3 separate regions of the Homo sapiens genome follow, and all the other regions are linked to region 2. Evidence: read pairs that join two places in POLR2A ChIA-PET (ENCODE). Cell type or tissue: Panc1. All regions are shown on one strand. Each heading gives the region's core, and the rest is flanking DNA. Links, peaks and the distances in the headings are about the cores only. Region 1 overlaps DNAI4 (dynein axonemal intermediate chain 4). Region 2 overlaps MIER1 (MIER1 transcriptional regulator). Region 3 overlaps DNAI4 (dynein axonemal intermediate chain 4).

Region 1 (4,000 bases), core at 1-4,000, 63 kb after region 2:
GAACTTTTATGTTCATGTTTATGTTGTGTGTAAATTTTTCTAGAGGAAGAGCCCATAGCTTTACCATATTTTTAAATAATTAGGCGAACTTCTAAGCCAAATAACAGAATAAGCTTCCAAGTCTCTATATAGGTTTTAATTATTTTTACTTTTATACATATATAAATCATTTTCAATTTAAAAAGAAAGAAATGACATTTTTATAGTAATAGCCAAACCGCAATTACTTTTGCACCAACCTAATATTTAAAACTTAGGAAGGCAAAATATGGGTAAATAAATGAATTTACTATATTAGAGAAGTTTTCCATTTCTCTTTATTAATGAATATAAATAGAGTTAGTTTTGGTCTCAAGTATTTTGACAGTCTGTTGTTAGGCAGATACACATTTAAGGATTGTTATGTTTTCATGAAGAATTGACCCCTTTATCATTTTGTACTATCCCTCTTTATCCCTAATAATTTTTCTTGTTCCGCTCTCCTCCATCTAAAATTAATATAGCTACTATAAGTAGATTATTAATAGTTATTCTGATTATTTTACCTAAAGTATTATTTGAATAGGATTTATAGTACTAAAAACTCCATCACTAAAATAATTTTAGGGTATTATTCCTTCTCAAAATCTAAAATATTATAATATGGTTTGGACTATAAAACATAGTACATGTTAGATCATGAATAGCGTACCTTTAAAAGCTCATAAGAAGGAAGGGAAAGTTCCTAGGACCAAAAAAAAAAAAAAAAAAAAAAAGGAAAGAGGGAAAAAAGAAAGGGACAGATAATTGCTTTGAAATCAGAAGGGGAGAAATGCTGGGAAGAAATGTTAATATTAACATATGGATCTGGAGACCAGTGATGAGTCTTGGGTTCTCCCAACCCTTACACTGAAAGAGCTGAAAGAGAGATTCTTGTGTTAAGCCAAGACTCTCAAAAGGAGCTCAATTATCTCAACTGATCCTAGGCCAGTAGAGTCAACTCCCTACTGTCAGAAGCAAACACAAATCTCTGGAGCAAAGCATACCACCATTTTGGCTCTTAAGATTCCTTCAGATCACCTGGATGTGGTGGCTCATGCCTGTAATCCCAGCACTCTGGGAGGCCAAGGCAGGAGGATGGCTTGAGCCCAGGAGTTTGTACCAGCCTGCAACATGGCGAGAGCCCTATCTCCACAATTTTTTTTTTCTTTTTTGATTAGCCGGGCTTGGTGGTACATACCTGTAGTCCCAGCTGCTCGGGAGGCTGAGGTAGGAGAATCACTTGATTGATCACGGGAAGTTGTGGCTGCAGTGAGCTGTGTTCATGCCATTGCATTCCAGCCTGGTCAACCGAGAGAGACCATGTGACCATGTCTAAAAAAAAAAAAAAGGAAGAAGAAGAGGAGGGAGAGGAGGGAGAAGGAGAGGGAGAGGGAGAAGGAGAGGGAGAAGGAAAGGGAGAAGGAGAAGGAGAAGAATTCCCTCAGGTTGAATTTGGTATAGATCCTGAAGACTATAGATAATTATATTATCAGATATAGAATATAAAATATGTGTGAAATGTTTAAACAAATAAAAGACAGAGTTAAAACATGATTAACATTAAGAAACTGTCAGGCCGGGTGTGGTAGCTCAAGCCTTTAATCCCAGCACTTTGGGAGGCTGAGGTGGGTGGATCACTTGAGGTCAGGAGTTTGAGACCAGCCTGGCCAACATGATGAAACCTTGTCTTTATTAAAAATACAAAAATCAGCTGGGCATGGTGGTGGGCACCTGTAATCCCAGCTACTCAGGAGGCTGAGGCACGAGAATTGCTTCTCCAGGAGGGGAAGGTTGCAGTGAGTGGAGATCACCCTGGACAACACAGTGAGACCACATCTCTTATTATTATTATGTATAAATAAATAAATAGATAAATAAGAGCATTGGAATATAAAAGTAATTTCATTAAAAAATAAAAATAGAAAAAATATTTTTTAAAAACACGTCACCTACAGAGGAACAATTAAACTGACAGCATTATTAGGGATAAAGTGTACTTCATAATGATAGGAAGGTATAGTAATCCTGAACTTGAATATTCCTAATAAAATAACATGGGCCAGGCACGGTGGCTCACACCTGTAATCCCAGCGCTTTGGGAGGATGAGGTGGTTTGGATCACCTGAGGTCAGGAGTTCATGAGCAGCCTGGTCAACATGGTAAAACCTCGTGTCTACTAAAAATACAAAAATTAGCTGGGCGTGGTGGCTTATGCCAGTAGTACCAGCTTCTCGGGAGGCCGAGGCAGGAGAATCACTTGAACCTGAGAGGCGGAGGTTGCAGTGAGCTGAGGTCACGCCACTGCACTCCAGCCTGGGTGACAGAGCAAGACTCCGTCTCAATAAATAAATAAATAAATAAATAAATAATAAATAAATAAAATAACCTGAAAATATGTGAAGCAAAAATTGGAAACTTGATACATATCCTGTTAAAGTAGGAGATTTAAACACACCTCTCTTAATTATTGGTAGGTCAACCAGAGAACACATTAGTATGGATATAGAAAATTTGAATAAAAACTTAATGGTCAGATACAGACTTCTGCACTCAACAATTAGAGAACACATTCTCTTTCAGCACACATGCAGCATTTATAAAAAATTATTCATAAGGCTATGAAGCAAGGTCTCAAAAATTTCAGAATAGAATTATACAAATGAAAATTTCTGGCCACAGTGCAATAAAGTTAATAACATAAATCTCAACTAAAACAGACACATTTACATACACATTTGGAAGTTCAAAAACACATTTCTAAATTCCTCATGGGTCATCAAAGAAGTAATGGAAAATTTAAAAATATTCAGAACTAAAACCTACATGGAGTTAGTACTAGCATGTTATTGATAAGGTACCGATAGTAGTAGGGATGTTGGGAAATAGACACAGTATAAAAGAGTCCTCTGGAGGTCATTTAGTGCAGTCTTTTCCTAAGGCTTTTTTTGAAGTCTCACTTCACTTTTTGGTGCAAGCCACATTAAGGAAAGTAATTTTAGGGAAAAGAATAATATAAAGAGATAATACGTGTGGTGATGATTCTTATTAATGAGTTGGATACACTTTATTTTTTACAGTCAGAGAAACAAGAATTATGAAGTCCTTTGTAGAAACAGATTAGGCAATGACCTATATGTTGAAAGGATGATGCAGACTTTCAATGGAGCACCAAAGAATAAAGATGTTCAATGTGATAAAATCATAATGGAAGATAAAGGTAATTTCTATCATTCTGCTTGATAAACTATAATGTTCTAATATACATTTTTTGAGTCTGTCAATCGACAAGTGAATATTGAAATGTATAAAGCAAAAATAAAAATAATTTGGCCAAACCACAACAGTAGTTGGACACTGTGTTCTATAGCTTTCAGAATTTGACATGTTAAGTAATAAATATATAGATTTGAATAACATAATTATTCATCTTGGTTTTTATGCATACTATATCATAGAACTTTATACTCTTTAAACGTTTATATAAACTGATTATTTACTATGTCACAAAGAATATCAGCCATAACTATTAACATTTTAAATGTGTCAGACACTATGTCCTTCACATGTATTAACTGGTTTAATTTTTACAGCAACCCTATGAGGTAGATACTATTATGCTTCCCCATTTTATAGATGAGGAAACAGGCAAAGAGAAGTTTGCTAACTGTTCTGGTTCTAGAGCTTGTGCACTTAACTACTATACTTACCACCTCTCACTGTGTACAAATTAACAACCCTGAGCACATTGCATAGCCAAAATCTGTAGGGTGTAGCCAAAGAAGTAATTACAAGCAAAGTTATATTTTTCCTTTTTTTTTTTTTTTTTTTTTTTTTTTTTGCGTCAGAGTCTCACCTTGTCACCCAGGCTGGAATGCAATAGCACAATCTTGGCTCACTGCAACCTCTGCCTCCTGGGTTCAAGCAATTCTCCCCCTCAGCCTCCCAAGCAGCTGGGATTACAGGCACCTGCCATCATGCC
Region 2 (10,629 bases), core at 3,692-7,691:
AGCTTTCTTTCTAAAACTTTAAACACAGAAAGGTGATTGCTTCAATAATCTGGAAAATTCAGTAATACAGAATACATCCTATCTAAGTATTCAATACATGTGAGATGTTTTCAAATAAAACATTACTATGCCTCAGAGGGTTCACTTTCTCACTCTTCTATATTGGACTACTCTTTAACCCACATATCCCATGCAGAAGGCAGTCCCATTTCTCTTGACAGTCACTGGACACTGAGGATAAAAGACTAGTACTTGACTCTTTCCTCACTGCTTCAACTCCAATGAATTACTGCCATGTAGAACTACTGTACCCAGTGGTGCCAGACCATGGGAACCCTAAATCCAGATTTCATATATAAAATATTCTTAAAGATCACTACAGTGGCCAAACAAAAATTTGTGGCACAGATCTGATTCAAAGATCACAGGTTTGCAATCTCTAAGTTAGGAAAAAATGAATATGTACTGTATTTGAGAAAGAATACAAAAATCCTAGATGTGTGCTCAGAACCTAAAACTTGATCCTATTCAAATCTAAGAATGATTTCCTTATTTAGAATATTCCTTATTTACATTAAATATTCACTTGTTGAATCGTTTGCTTACTTTATTTTTCCCCTCCCTCTGTAATGCACTAACAATTTTTTCTCAAATAAAAATACTTTGAAATCCCTACACAAGCAAATATTTCTAAGCTAATGATTCCTTTTTAAAAAGCACAATTTATATATATACTACAAGTCAAACAATAATACAAAACTGTGAGAAATACATATGGCAACTCACCAAAAAAAAAAAAAAAAAAAAAGAAAACCCAAAAATAGTCATTTTTAGGATGAAATCACAGTAGCCTCACCTGTACTTTCATGGGCAGTCAAACCTTTCATCCATTTCTTTTTCCCCAGAGAAAAGAAGCATTCAGAAGAAAAGCAAGTCAGATAATAGTCTAACTCCTCTAGTCTTTATGCAACTAGTAGGACAAATGTTACTCAAATCGAGATTATAAAAAATATGGAAAATACTTACCTGGACTTGAAGATTCAACAGATGGCTGAGAAGGGGAGAAAAGAGGAAAAATTAGTATTTCTGTATAATGTATCTTCACAAACATTACCGAAATTATTCAATGACTACTATGATGCCAAAAACTACAGTAAGTTTTAATGTCTGCATTTTAGTTTTAATGTCTGCATTTTCCAAGACAAACTAAAACTTCCCATATAATCCCTTCCCTTTCATTATATTTAAGCATAAAGAAAAATTCCAAACACTCCTGAATCCAGAAATAAAGACAATAGTATAGAATTCAGATTTTAAAGGTACATGTGGGCTTCATAACATATGTGGTTTAAGTAGTATGATTTTAGATCTTGGAATTTTCTGAAATAGATTTTCTCCTATCAACACAGAACTATGAACAAAGTTTGCTATCAAGCTGGTCTCCGACTTAAAAAAAGTGAGTGTAAGATGGGAGACAGAAACAATTTAGGACACTATCTCAAATAAAAATTAAGTTGTAACAAAGCAAAAGGAAAAATTAAAATTCTGTTTAAGCACCAAATACTATATTAGGTTAACTTTACAGATAAACAATATATTTTTAAGTTATAACAGAATTAGCAAGCATTCAAGCTAATGCCTAGAAAGTTTAGGTTATCTGATGCAAGACTGCACAGATTTCCAATTATAATGCTCCTTCCACTCCACCATTCTACCTGTCATAAATTTAACCACAAACAACTTGAAAATTTAAAGATAAAATTGGTAGCAATTTATTTTAGTAATGTTACTGCTTGACAATGCGCAGTTGTGTTTTATCTTAGTTCAGTTAATTCACAATTATAAACAAATAATCTACAAACATAAGACTCCCACAAAACAAATATTAAAAACTCAAAAGATGCTTCAAATAACATGAACTAAAACTTCACCAATTCATTCAGAAGTATCTATTTCATGCCCATTAGAAAATACAGATGGTGGGAGGCCAAAAGCACTAGCAAAGGAAAGATAGGGATCTTGCAGTATTTTCTTTCTGCTAAGTAATGGGGAAGAGAGGCAAGAAGAAAACAGAAAAGAGGGAAATTCTCTATTTTTCAAAAACAATGTGTCTAAGACAAATTCCTATAAAGTATTAAAATTTGTTTTTAAAACTGTACATATTATGTAATTGTAGTAAGTATGGGATTCTAGATTCCATATGGTGACTCATTCTTTTGTGGCACACTTTTTCAAAGGTCCTACTTTTTCTGTTAAATTCTTAGAATAATTCCTTCCTATAGCATTGTCTAGCAAAAATCTGACAATAACCAGTATTGCATATTTCCAATGGTACACCACTACCATTATTTTAAAGTTACTCTGCCAGAACACAGTCAATACAGTGCTACTTTTAAATCTCATTCCTCTAATGGGAAGCTTGGAGAGTAGGGTGACATGACAAGAGTAATGCAACCACAAAAAGGGTTTCTAGCTTGCTTAACATCTTTTGGGCAGAGCTACACATTTCTGGTTCAAAATGGAGTTAACCACCACACAAATTATTACATAGTAAATCAATATTTTAAAATATTAATCCACTTGTGTTTCACGCAGTTATACTTCCCAACTGTAGGCACAATCTTCTCTGTAAGGCTACAAGCAATGTTAATGATCATCTTCATCTAATCCTAGCTCACTATCCACACAAAATAAGACTTATGAACACTGGAATAATTATTCCATTTAACAGTTCTCTGATTTAAAAAAAGGCTTTCTAATTACAAGTTACTGAAGAATAAAAGTTACATTTTTATTGATGTTAGATATTAACAATAGAGATTTTGAATTGTAAATGGTGTCCATATATTTCAGTTTGTAAAAGGCCTCAGGAGCACTGAATGCCAATAAATATCTTACTGATTGTTGCTTCATTGGTAAATAGTTAAAGTTCTGAAAAAGGCTGCAAACACTTCCCAATGATTAAGATACCAAACGCTTGAGGACTAGTAGCATTTGTAAGCATAGCTGATACAGAGTAGAACACCCAGTGTTCAAAGGTAACATTAGTGATTATGTCAGACATACTAGAATGTTTCAATGACTGATTTAAAGGCATATCTAGATTAGCACAAGTGGAGAACTAGGAGTGGTCTGCCTACAGATACATTTAGTATCCATACATATTTTAGTATTTTACTTCCAAAATAAAATTCTGTTCTATATGTTTGGGGGTAGGATTGAGATTAGATTCTTTAAAGTTAAATACATCCCATTAAATCAAAGATGAGTTTCTAAAAAATTGGTATTTGAAAACATTTCATACTGTAAAACATTACTTTGTATAGCTAATTATCAAAAATGATGATCTTTCAAAATAACAAGTGAGTTTAGCATCTTAATATAGGAAGTTTGGGTGTGGAATAAGGGTAATTTTTATTTAGATATGAAATAAAATAGTACATCCAGCTTACATTCATATAGTGCTACACATTTTCTTTTCTTTTCTTTTTTTTGAGATGGAGTCTTGCTGTGTCACCCAGGCAGAAGTGCAGTGGCATGATCTTGGCTCACTGCAGCCTCCATCTCTCAGATTCAATCGATTCTCCTGCCTCAGCCTACCAAGTAGCTGGGATTACAAGCGTGCGCCACCATGGCTCGCTAACTTTTGTGTTTTTAATAGAGACGGTTTCACCATGCTGGCCAGGCTGGTCTCGAACTCCTGACCTCAAGTGATCTCCCTGCTTTGGCCTCCCAAAAGTGCCGGGATTACAGGCATGAGCCACCATGCCCAACCCAGTGCTACACATTTTCAAAAGCATCTAGTTAGCTGATCATAATCATAAATATAGGAATAATACCTGCCCTGCCCACCTCTTTTATAAATTAGTAAACCCAAGGAGACACACTGACTAGATCAAGGTTCCATGGTAGGTGGTGAAGGCAGGCCTGAAGTCTAGACCCTGACTCTTCCTTCTATACCTTTTATAGTGTCCTTTTGTACCTTCTAGAGAAATAACTGCTAAAATTTTCCACTCTTCACTTCTCTCCTCCTTCACCCTCACTTTTTTCTTTTTCTCTTTTTTTTTTTTTTTTTTTTTTGAGATGGAGTCTCGCTCTGTCACCCAGGCTGGAGTGTAGTGGCACAATCTCAGCTCACTGCAATCTCGGCCTTCTGGGTTCAAGCAATTCCCCTGCCTCAGCCTCCCGAGTAGCTGGGACTACAGGTGCACACCACCACGTCTGGCTAATTTTTTGTATTTTAGTAGAGATGGGTTTCACACATGTTGGCCAGGATGGTCTCGATCTCCTGACCTCGTGATCCGTCCGCCTCAGCCTCCCAAAGTGCTGGGATTACAGATGTGAGCCACCGCACCCGGCCTCTCTTTTTTGAAATGATTTTCATCAGTTCAAAGTATGTTTAAAATGTGACTGCAAGTAGTCATCTGTCATGTCAGACTTATCAGTCTTCAGAAACTGTTATCTTAACAATACCTTCCTGGAGAACCCACAACATCTACCATTAATTACTACCATAAACTAGAAAGGAGAGAGAAAAACAAAACTAAGGTGGGCACGGTGGCTCACGCCTGTAATCCTAGCACTTTGGGAGGCCGAGGCAGGCAGATCACCCTAGGTCAGGGGTTCGAGACCAGCCTGGCCAACATGGCAAAACGCTGTCTCTACTAAAATACAAAAACTTTTTTTTTTTTTAATAAAAAATTTGGTGGCGGGCGCCTGTAATCCCAGCTACTTGGGAGGCTGAAGCAGAAATGCTTGAACCCAGGAGGCGGAGGTTGCAGTGAGCCCAGAAAGCGCCACCGCACTCCAGCCTGGGCAACAGAGACTCCGTCTCAAAAAAAACAAAAACAAAACAAAACTAAACTAAAGCTAAGTAAGTGCTTATTTATAACAATACCTATTTTTAGAAAAAATACCTTTTTTAGGAAAGATGATTTAAAATTGGGCATTAAAATATATTTAACATGTACTCATAACCTTATCAGTAGAAAAAAGTTATGTCAACCACACTGGAGATCATTTTGCTAACCTGAACTTATCCTACTGATATATTTTAAAAAAGACACCAAGACATATATATATAAAACATTCACTACCACAAAGTTGTTCATAACAAAAAGGTAGAAAAACATTTAAAGTCCATGCATTAGCTGATTAGAAATGATACATAGTTCTTCCATACATAGTTCTTCCAAACAATAGAACACTATGACTCCATTAAAAATAGAGATATCTGTTTGTGTTGATAGAGAAATAAATGCCAAAAAAAATTAGGAGTATAAAGAAAACTGTAGAACAGGGCGTAAACTGGGCTGGAATATGAAATAATATGGAATAAATTTTTTTTCCTCAAAAGGACATACAAGAACCTGTTAACAATAGTTACCTCTAGGGAATGGGGTCAGGGAGAAGAGGCTTTTTTCATTTAATACCTTTCTGTACTGTTGAAATTTTCTAACCACTTTCATGTACTATGCATTCTTTCTTAAAATGAAAGTCACTGGGAACTGATTATCTTGTGGAATTATGAGACATTTTCATTTTCTTCCTCTAAATTTTGATTTTTAAGAAAACCTAGTACTTGTTACTATTTTTTAAGCTGTAATTTTGAAAAATTCAGTGTTTTAGGGGGTACATATTTATCTTATCTGAGATGGAAAACAACACTAGAGAGACAGAAAGACTGTACACAGAGTATGAATGGGCTAAAACAAATTAAAAACAAACTCTAGCAACTTTTATAGCAAGTTGACCCTCACCCACATATTTGTATGATTTAGTTGATAAAATTGCTAATAGTTGTAACGAATATTCAATGCCTCAGATTTGCTGAAATAATTCTCTTTTATATTTTTCTAGAACATGGTGGGAAATGTCCCATACAACAGAAGACTATAATTTGAGAGAGAGTAAAGAAATAACTAACTACAACATTACCATTATTTTCACCAAAAAAACCCTAACAACAACATAGTAAAAACATGAAGTAATTACTAGATTTTTTTATTCCAGGCAATCAAAAGCTTATTTGCAATGAGTATTACCGTCTGAACAAATTTTTCCCCTCAAAACAATTCTACCACCATTTCTTTTAAGTATTGCCGTCATCTACTTAGTTATGTAGACTCTAAGTCAGAGATTCTCACAGCAATGGAGATGGGGATAGAAGCCTGGAAAGAGGGGTCCTACTTTAGGGTGAAAGATGGTTACCGTGCCAAGGGCTGGCTCACCATCCCTCTCCTCCAATAAAATTAAGTTACTTAACTTTGTTATTACTCTCAGGAATTCTGGGGTATAAAAAGGTTAAGAATGTACTGAAATTAAAATTAGCAATTTACTACAGTATTAATAATTCAGAAGTAAAATGATATCATAGAAAATAAGGACTGGGAACAGTGGCACACGCCTATAATCCCAGCACAAGACAGGAGGATCACTTAAGGCCAGAAGCTCGAGACCAGTCTGATCAACATATCGAGACCCTGTCTCCACAAAAAAAAAAAAAAGCCGGGCATGATGGCACATGCCTATAGTCCCAGCTACTTGAGAGGCTCTGAGGGAAGGATTGATCACCTGAGCCCAGGAGTTTGAGGTTGTAGTGAGCTATGATTTGCGCCACTGCACTCCAGCCTGGGCAACAGAGAGAGACCCTGTCTCAAAAAAAAAAAAAAAAGAAAGAAAGAAAAAGAAAATAAGCACTAGGAATCTAGGAATACAGAAGGCTGGGTTCCAGTCTAAACTGTGCCATAGATGAATTGCACGACCTAGGACAAACTACGTAAACTCTCTGCTCACTTTCATTTTCTCTATGATCAAAAGATTTAGATTTCTTCAAGACCTAACTTTACTTTTATTATAAATTGCTCTAGAAACCTAACACTACTAAGGAGTATGCAGCTAAATGCATGGGATATGTTTAAATTTATTTTTTTAAATCTAGGACTGTTAAAAAAATCTCAATTTGCAAAAACAATTTTTTGGGGTGCTACTTCATGAATTTCATACCTACATAATAAGTTATTGTTCTAAGCCACAGAATAAGACAAACAGAACAAGCCCCAAGCAATGACTGGTACTTGAACAATTTAATCACTGCAATGAATTTTGAATGAACATCAAGCCAGGCAGGCATTTCTAGATAGCTGATTACTTTTCATAAAGACATGCTTAAGCTTCAATGGCAGTGTTTTATTTCTGAATTATTTAGAAAACTGGTTAGTCTCACTTACCAGAATTATCTTAAAGTAATTCACTTGTTTCTCCCACCAAACCTTTCCCACCTATTAAAGTACCCTAACTCTTAACTGCCAATGAATTAAGATTTTTAGGACTCTCACGCACTGGTGATCTTGACTACTTTTAAAATCTTAATAGCTCTGAAGTATAAACATGAAAAAAAATTCATTATTAGTGTCGAGAATTATTTGAAGCTTAAATTCACTGCAGTGAAACACATTTTGCTTAGAGTAGAAATTAATGTTTTCATAAGTAACATTTAACATAATCCTTCGTTAAAAAAATCCAAATACACTCAAAAAATACTAAGCAAGGAGTCCATTTTAAAGAGAAATGGATAGGTGTGAAAGTGAATAAACAGATTATATACCCTCTTTGAAAGTACTAAAATACTTAAATAGAAAGAAGCAAATCCATTAATTTTCTCTTTATATCACAGAAATGTGGCCTAGGTGAAAAGACAGGTCTTGAATTGTCCATGGATTTTTTTCCTTGAGAAGAAAGTCCCTTACGTGTTTACAAACGCTAAAATACAAGACAAATTGTTCGTTCCCAAAGGTCCCTAGTACATTCCTTATAAAACCCAAAGGATTAACTATTTCTTCCTCTCATTTTTTCTCTCATTTTCCTCTTATTTTTGCAGTTAGTAAAACTGCAACTATCCTGTAATTTCCTTCAAGTGTGACTAGGAGAGCGTCCTTTTAGAAGGTTGGTAAATAATTTTAAGGGATAATAAGCAATGAGAAATATTGCCAAAAAGTATTAAGCAAGGGAGCATATGCTATTTATTCTAAGTACATTAAATACGGCTTTAATGTTATCACAACTGAAGAACCAATATATACTTCCTATTATGGACTAAGATAATCAGATCAAATATAAAAAATTAGTATATCCTATTCTCATCTAAAGCACTTTCTATTCAAGAATTAAATATTTTTCTGGAAAAACATGGTCAGGGTCATGCTCTTGTAGGAAGCATCAATTTTTTTTTTTAAAAGCCCAGAAGCATAATACCTACATTTTTCTCTGGAGACATACTTCTTCAATAACCTGTTTTCCCCCTCAGATTTAACAAATAGATATATACTGTTGCTTTGCACTTACTGTTACTTCACAAGCTATCCTTAAATCCTCAGATTTATTTGATCAAAAGCACAATAATTCAGCATCTGGATTATTTAATCACATGCTTTTATATTGGCTTCATAAAGAATGAATCTACTGAGAGCTCAAAGTAAAAGCCAACCAAGCATTTCTCCTTTGTCTAATTGTTTAAAACCACTGGTCTCAAAAATCGTCATAATTATTCAAGTATTGAGGCCAGGAAAACTATAAATCAATTGTACTTTTCACTTCTTCACCTGTCTTAGATTTTTTTGTAGGACACAGATCACGAAAGTTCCTCTAACTCTTCCCCAATTCACTATACATGAAACTATCTACAAGTAACTGAAGAATATAGAAGATAAATTGTTTAAAGATACCAGGTCATTAAATAAACACTAAAAACCAAATAAAAACAAAATTCCAGTTCTTTCCTTCTTGCAGTTGAACAATCCATGCGTTCCCACAAAACATTCCATTCTCCAACTGATAAAATATTTAAGAAAACTAAAACATACATTAGAAAATATTAGGAAATGATTAGTGAATCAAAATATTTTTTTCCTTTATCTTACAATAACGCAACCATCTTTAATTTTTAAAACAAAAAAGTTAACATAATTTCTTTTACATATTAGATTTTTTAGTTCCCTCGGCAATAAAATTTATTTTTTAAAAACACAGAAATTTTAAATTTAAGTTTTTTAACTTAAATTTCTCTGTATAAGCTATTTTCCTTCAGTAATATCTTGCCTTAGTATATGACTACACACCTCAAAGCTCAAACCATCCTGAGCAACACCATGAAAGAAGAAACCACATTACCTATGTAGCACATTGCTGCTTACCCGATATTCACTGAAAGGGGTCCACTGAAGACACTAACTGACAAAATGTATAAATCCAGCTACACACAACTCCTTAAACATGAAGGAAACAAACACTTAAGAATAAGAACCTCACCAGGACTAAAATCCAGGTACCGATTCTCAGTCTACTGGAACAAACGCAGTCACATTTTGGGGAAACAGAAAGTACTACGTTCTCCAATTCATGTGCCTGGAAATACAATTCTTTAACCACCAAGAGCAAAAGAAATGAAAATAAATCTAAGATCTAAATTTAGTTGTAAATTAGAGATATTGAATGTTTTAAAAAGAATACTCGCAGCAAACAGTCCTGTCTGCTACAGCAAAATCTCACCCTCCTTCCTAAATCTGTTTTGGGGTGCCTGTGAAACCATGAAAATGGCAATTCAAACAAGAGAAATGCCTTATCAATCAAAATTTACAGTGGCTTATTTCAAAGGAGTCATAAAAAAAATCCAAATACATCATCTCGAACTCTCAGGAATAAAGAATACTGAAATTCTTCCACGGGTAAGGAAAAACGGAAACAAAACAAATCCCACAAAACTTCAGATATTTTAAACATTTTTTAAACTTCCAGTTATTTAAAGTTCCAGTAGCGTATACTTAGTTCCGATTAATAAATCAACAGCAGTTGTATGCCCGCCAACTGCGGCCCAAATATGTAAAATCAAAAAAAGGGGCTTTAGGAACTTGTTTACTATAAAACGAGCAAAAAGAAACAAGAAAAAGCTTCTCCAATGAAAGAAAAATTAGAAGAGAAAGAAGACAAGAATAGGTAGCCTTGATTTGGAAAGGGGGTGGGGGGAAGCCTGGAAAGTGAAGGTGGTGGGGGGAGGTGGAAAAGCAGCTCAGAGGTTGTACCTTGGGGAGCGGGAGATGGAACTGTCTGGATAAATGGGCAGACTCCCCCCAACCTGGAGGGCTGGATTGCGGCTGGCCAGATTAATTTATCCACTCTCATTTTACCACGATCATGAAAATTACAGAGTTAATCAAAGGCCGTCAGCCTTACGTTTTCCCCACTAACACAGACTGGATGTCAGTCGCAAATGGATGGGGGTGACGCGGAAGGGCGCAACAGCATCTCGGTTAGGAAGGGAAAAAACTTCGCAAGAGGAAGCAGCAGCTTCTCTCCTGGCCCCTAGCACCGGCCGGCGAAGTTGCGCCACAGGCACCCCTTCCCCGGCGGGCGCCCCCTCCCCCTCGCACCGCACTACTACGCTGCACTACCCTTCAAACTGCCCCCGAAGTCCAAGTACGCCTCCGCTTCCTCCTACCCCCGGACCCATCCCAACTAAGTTCCAGGCGAAGCTCCCGCCCAGAGAATGGCCTGTTCCGGACAACAGGTGGGCAGCGGCGCCAGCAGGGCCGGGCCTCTCCTGGCCAGGCCCACTCCACTCCTCCCCGGCCCAGG
Region 3 (4,000 bases), core at 1-4,000, 87 kb after region 2:
TTTTTATTATTTAATTTACATATTCCATTATGCATACACAATAGTCCATAGATGTTGACATTTTACCAGTTCAAGTAAAGCGTAGAAACCTTACCTCCCTTTAGATTCCACCCCCATTTATATTTGCCTTAAATATTTTTTCTAAGTATTTAGAAAGATATTTAGATATATAAACATTTAATATTTAGACATTTAAAACTATATCAGACAATGTAATAATTTTTGCTTTAACTGTCAATCGTAATGAAGAAAACTCAAAAGAATAAGAAGTATATTCTATTTATCTTTATTTTCTCTCTTCCCATTGTTCTTTTTTCCTTTCAGATGTTCTAAAATTCCTTTCTCATTTTCTTCCTGTTTAGAGAACTGCCTTTAGCCATTCTTTAGGGAAGACTTTTTTTTTTTGAGACAAATTCTTAGTATTCCTTCATCTGAGAATACTACATCTTAATTTCCTCTTTATTCCTATAGGATAATTCACTGGGTATAGAATTATTCCCATAGGAAAATTCACTGGGTATAGAATTCTGCATTGACCATTCTTTCCACTCAGAACCCAGAGAATGTGTGCCACTTTTTTCTGGCCTCTAGGGTTTCTAATGAGAAATCTGCTGCTATTCAAAGTATTTTCCCCCTAAAGATAAGGTGTCATTTCTCTCTTGCTGCTTTCTAGATTTTTTTTTTTTTTTTTTGGTCTTCTGTTTTTAGAAATTTTAGTATGGTGTGTCTTGGTGTGCATTTCTTTGAGTTTATCATCATTGTGATTTATTCATTTCTTGAATATGTTTGCTATTGTCCTTTGCCAAATTTTGGAAGTTTTCAGCTATTATTTCTTTAAGTACTTTTTCAGGCTCACCCCGTTCCTCCAATCCTCGGATGATAATGATATGAATGGTACATATGTTGTTATGGTTGCAGAGGTTTTTGAGAGTCTTCATTTTTTTCAGACTTTTCTGTCTGTTTTAAAGATTGGGTTATTTCCATTGTTCTCTCTTCCAGTTTACTGATTTATTTTTCTTCCATTCTGCTGTTGAGCCCATCCATTGAGTTTTAAATTTTAGTTATGTTTTTCACTCCTAAAATTTCCATTTGGTTTTTCTTTTCATTTGCTAAGACTTTCTATTCATTAGCTAAGACTTTCTATTCCTTTGATGATACTTTCTATTTTTTCATTTGTTTCAAGTGTGTTCATAAATACTTGTTGAATGATTTTTATGATGTTTGCTTTAAACTCTTTGTCAGATAATTCTAACATTGATGTTGGTGTATAGGGGCTTTTTTCCATTCAAGTTAACATTTTCGTGGTTCTTGGTATTATGAGTGACTTTCAATTGAAACCTGGACATTTGGGGTATTGTAAGAGTCTGGATCTTTTCTAAACTTCCATTTTAGCAGGCTTTGTTTGACACTGTTCTGGCAGGGGAAAGTGGGAGTCACTGCCTGATTATTTCCAGGCGGGAGTAGAAGTCTATATTTGCCACTTGACCTCCAATGACATCAGGGGAAGTTGTGTCTTCATTACCATGGGGCAGTGATAGGAGCTCTGGTTTCCATTGACAACACCATGGCTAGGAGATATAAGAATGCTTCATTAGTGCTACACATGTGGCCTACACTGACACAACAGAGTGGAGGTTGTTCTCATTACTGCTGGGGAGTGATAAAAGTTTTGACTCTTCACCAGTCCAACTCTGACTACTCCAGTGGGAAGAGGGAGGTATACTTTGTTACTACTGGATAGGTTGGAATTCCAGGATCCCCAGCTGGTCTCCACTGACACTGTAGGAAGGGGACCACTATCATTATGTTTGGTAGGGATGAAAGTCCTGCCTGCCTGCTGGGCCTTCTCTGACACCATACACAGTGAAAGGTCAGGGATTTGGGACACCTTGTTACAGCCTAGTGAGGGTGTAAGACTAGGCTCCCTCTAGGCCTTCGTCACATGGGTGGGGCTACAATTTTTTCTGTGCTTGGCTGGAGTAGAATGGCTGCCATCTAAAAGCTTTCTTTCTTTCAAGGCTATGCTTTTCCTGGTCATTTGGCTAAAGAGAGGAGGCTTCTTTTGGGGATTTTTTTCTTGCCTGTGCCCATCAGTGTTCCCAGGTTGCTGACTTCTTCAGCTCCATATCTGGAATATATATATATACCCATTCCTTCTCTTCACCTTTCAAAGACTGCTTATGTTTGTTGTTTTCTAAAATTTCCAGTGTTTTTAGTTGAATTTAGCAGGAAGAATAGGGAAAAGTGTGCTCCCTCTATCTATAAAGATAAAGAAGCAAGAGTTTCCTTCATTCTGTTTTTAAAATAAGAGTTTACTAAGTAGTGCAGTAGGCAGAACAATAGTCCCAGAAATTTGTGCACACCCCAATCCCTGGAACCTGTGAATGTGTTACCTAACATGGCAAAAGAGATTTTCCAGATGTGATTACAATGGGGATTTTCAGATGGAGAGATTATCCTGGATAATCTTATTGGGCCCAGTCTAATCACATGGGGTACTAAAAAGTAAAAGATCTTTTCCAGCTGTGGTCTGGGAGAGAGACGTGATGACAGAAGAAGGTCAGCGGGAATGCAATCAATGTTGCTGTCTTTGAAGATGAAGGAAAGGTTGTGGTGGCCCCCAGAAACTGAAAAAATCAAGGAAACAAATTCTCCTTTAAAACCTTCAGAAAGGAACAAAGCCCTATCAACTTCTTGGTTTTAGCTCAGTGACATCTGTTAGGCCTCTAATCTACTGAACTGTAAGATAAATTTGCATTGTTTTAAGCCACTGTGATTTGTTACAGCAGCAAGAGAAAACTTAATACAATAGTATAGTATTTCTGTATAGCAATAATCAAATCAGACCTTTTTCTGAAGGCTGATCATCTTATTTCAACTTGAATTTTAAAAGAATAAAGACAAAAATTACCTCTGGAGGTTATCATTGCCTATCTTCTGAAAAATAGTACAGTTTTTGATGGTTAAGAATTCCAAAATGAGATATGTGCATCTTTCATGTGCTTGGTACGTAAGATATTCAATAAATGTCTATTAAAGTTGTTGGAAACTGGAGGAAAATAAATACAAATGATGAAATGTCATTTTTAAAATCTTTAGAATGTATGAACCATCCATTTGAATATTTTATCATTGTATCATGTTTGTATTTTGTAGATAGTGAAACTAGTTCTCTAATGGACATAGAAAATGTAATTCTGGCAAAAATCCATGAAGATGAGGAAGACCACTCAGATGCAATATTAAAATCTGACAAATTTCATCAGGACTTATTTTTTATGGAACGGGTTCTGATGGAAAATATATTTCAGCCCAAACTTGCAGCTTATCGTCAGCTTCCTGTTTTAAAAGGTATTTAAAAAAAATAAACATGTTTAGGCTGGGTGCAGTTGCTTATGCTTATAATCCCAGTACTTTGGGAGGCTGAGGAAGAGGATTGCTTGGGCCCAGGAGTTCAAGGTTGTAGCAAGCTATGATCATGCCACTGCACTCCAGCCTGGGTGACAGAGCAAGACCTTGTCTCTTAAAAAAAGAAAAAGAAGATATCATGTTTAGACAAACTCAAATAATTTTTAAAATGTAAGGGTTTTAGTATATATTTCTAAATGTAATCTCCAGATTGAGTTATCATTATCAGAGGACATGTTTCTAAAGCTTTCAGCACTAAATGCGTGAGTAGCACTAGAGTCCAGACTAGGATGCCCACAGAAGCAGATTGTCTTAGATTCAAAACTTCCTAAGCATCTATAGCTCTTTCTTCTCCCTTATTCCTGCATTCAATTACTTAGTCATTTTTATAGTATCTCTCATATTCAACCTCTTCTTTTCCATTGTCATTGTTACTTTCTAAGTTCTTACTTTTATTACTACTCCCAAATCTATTGCAGAAGCATTCTTCCTGTTCTCATTGCTACAAATCGCATCTCATATGATCACAGAATATTTTAAAGGATTTTAGAGATTATCTTAATCAACCTTTAATCATGTATTAAAAAATACA

What was found. ChIA-PET counts read pairs that join two places held together with the same protein. Peaks named below come from ENCODE experiments on the same cell type or tissue, not always from the same donor. Only the 100,000 strongest peaks of a DNase experiment are listed, where the experiment ranks them.
Region 1: POLR2A ChIA-PET joins it to region 2 with 6 read pairs; 3 of 35 experiments call an interaction of 5 or more read pairs at or near these places.
Region 3: POLR2A ChIA-PET joins it to region 2 with 5 read pairs; 7 of 35 experiments call an interaction of 5 or more read pairs at or near these places.

The regions. Positions count from the first base shown.
Region 1 is chr1:66,870,608-66,874,607 of GRCh38, reverse strand. It overlaps DNAI4 (dynein axonemal intermediate chain 4), which reads left to right. Exons shown (of 17, transcript NM_024763.5): 6 at 3,099-3,238. Among named protein-coding and RNA genes, the nearest start is that of DNAI4, 52 kb to the left of the region's middle. In Panc1, for the core only: no CTCF peak of the experiment used is centred there; no DNase peak of the experiment used is centred there.
Region 2 is chr1:66,930,450-66,941,078 of GRCh38, reverse strand. MIER1 (MIER1 transcriptional regulator) reads right to left here. Exons shown (of 14, transcript NM_001077700.3): 3 at 1,027-1,051. Among named protein-coding and RNA genes, the nearest start is that of MIER1, 11 kb to the right of the region's middle. RefSeq lists a silencer at 10,307-10,629. In Panc1, for the core only: no CTCF peak of the experiment used is centred there; no DNase peak of the experiment used is centred there; H3K4me3 peaks cover 1,525 bases; H3K27ac peaks cover 2,424 bases.
Region 3 is chr1:66,846,835-66,850,834 of GRCh38, reverse strand. It overlaps DNAI4 (dynein axonemal intermediate chain 4), which reads left to right. Exons shown (of 17, transcript NM_024763.5): 8 at 3,157-3,351. Among named protein-coding and RNA genes, the nearest start is that of INSL5, 48 kb to the right of the region's middle. In Panc1, for the core only: no CTCF peak of the experiment used is centred there; no DNase peak of the experiment used is centred there.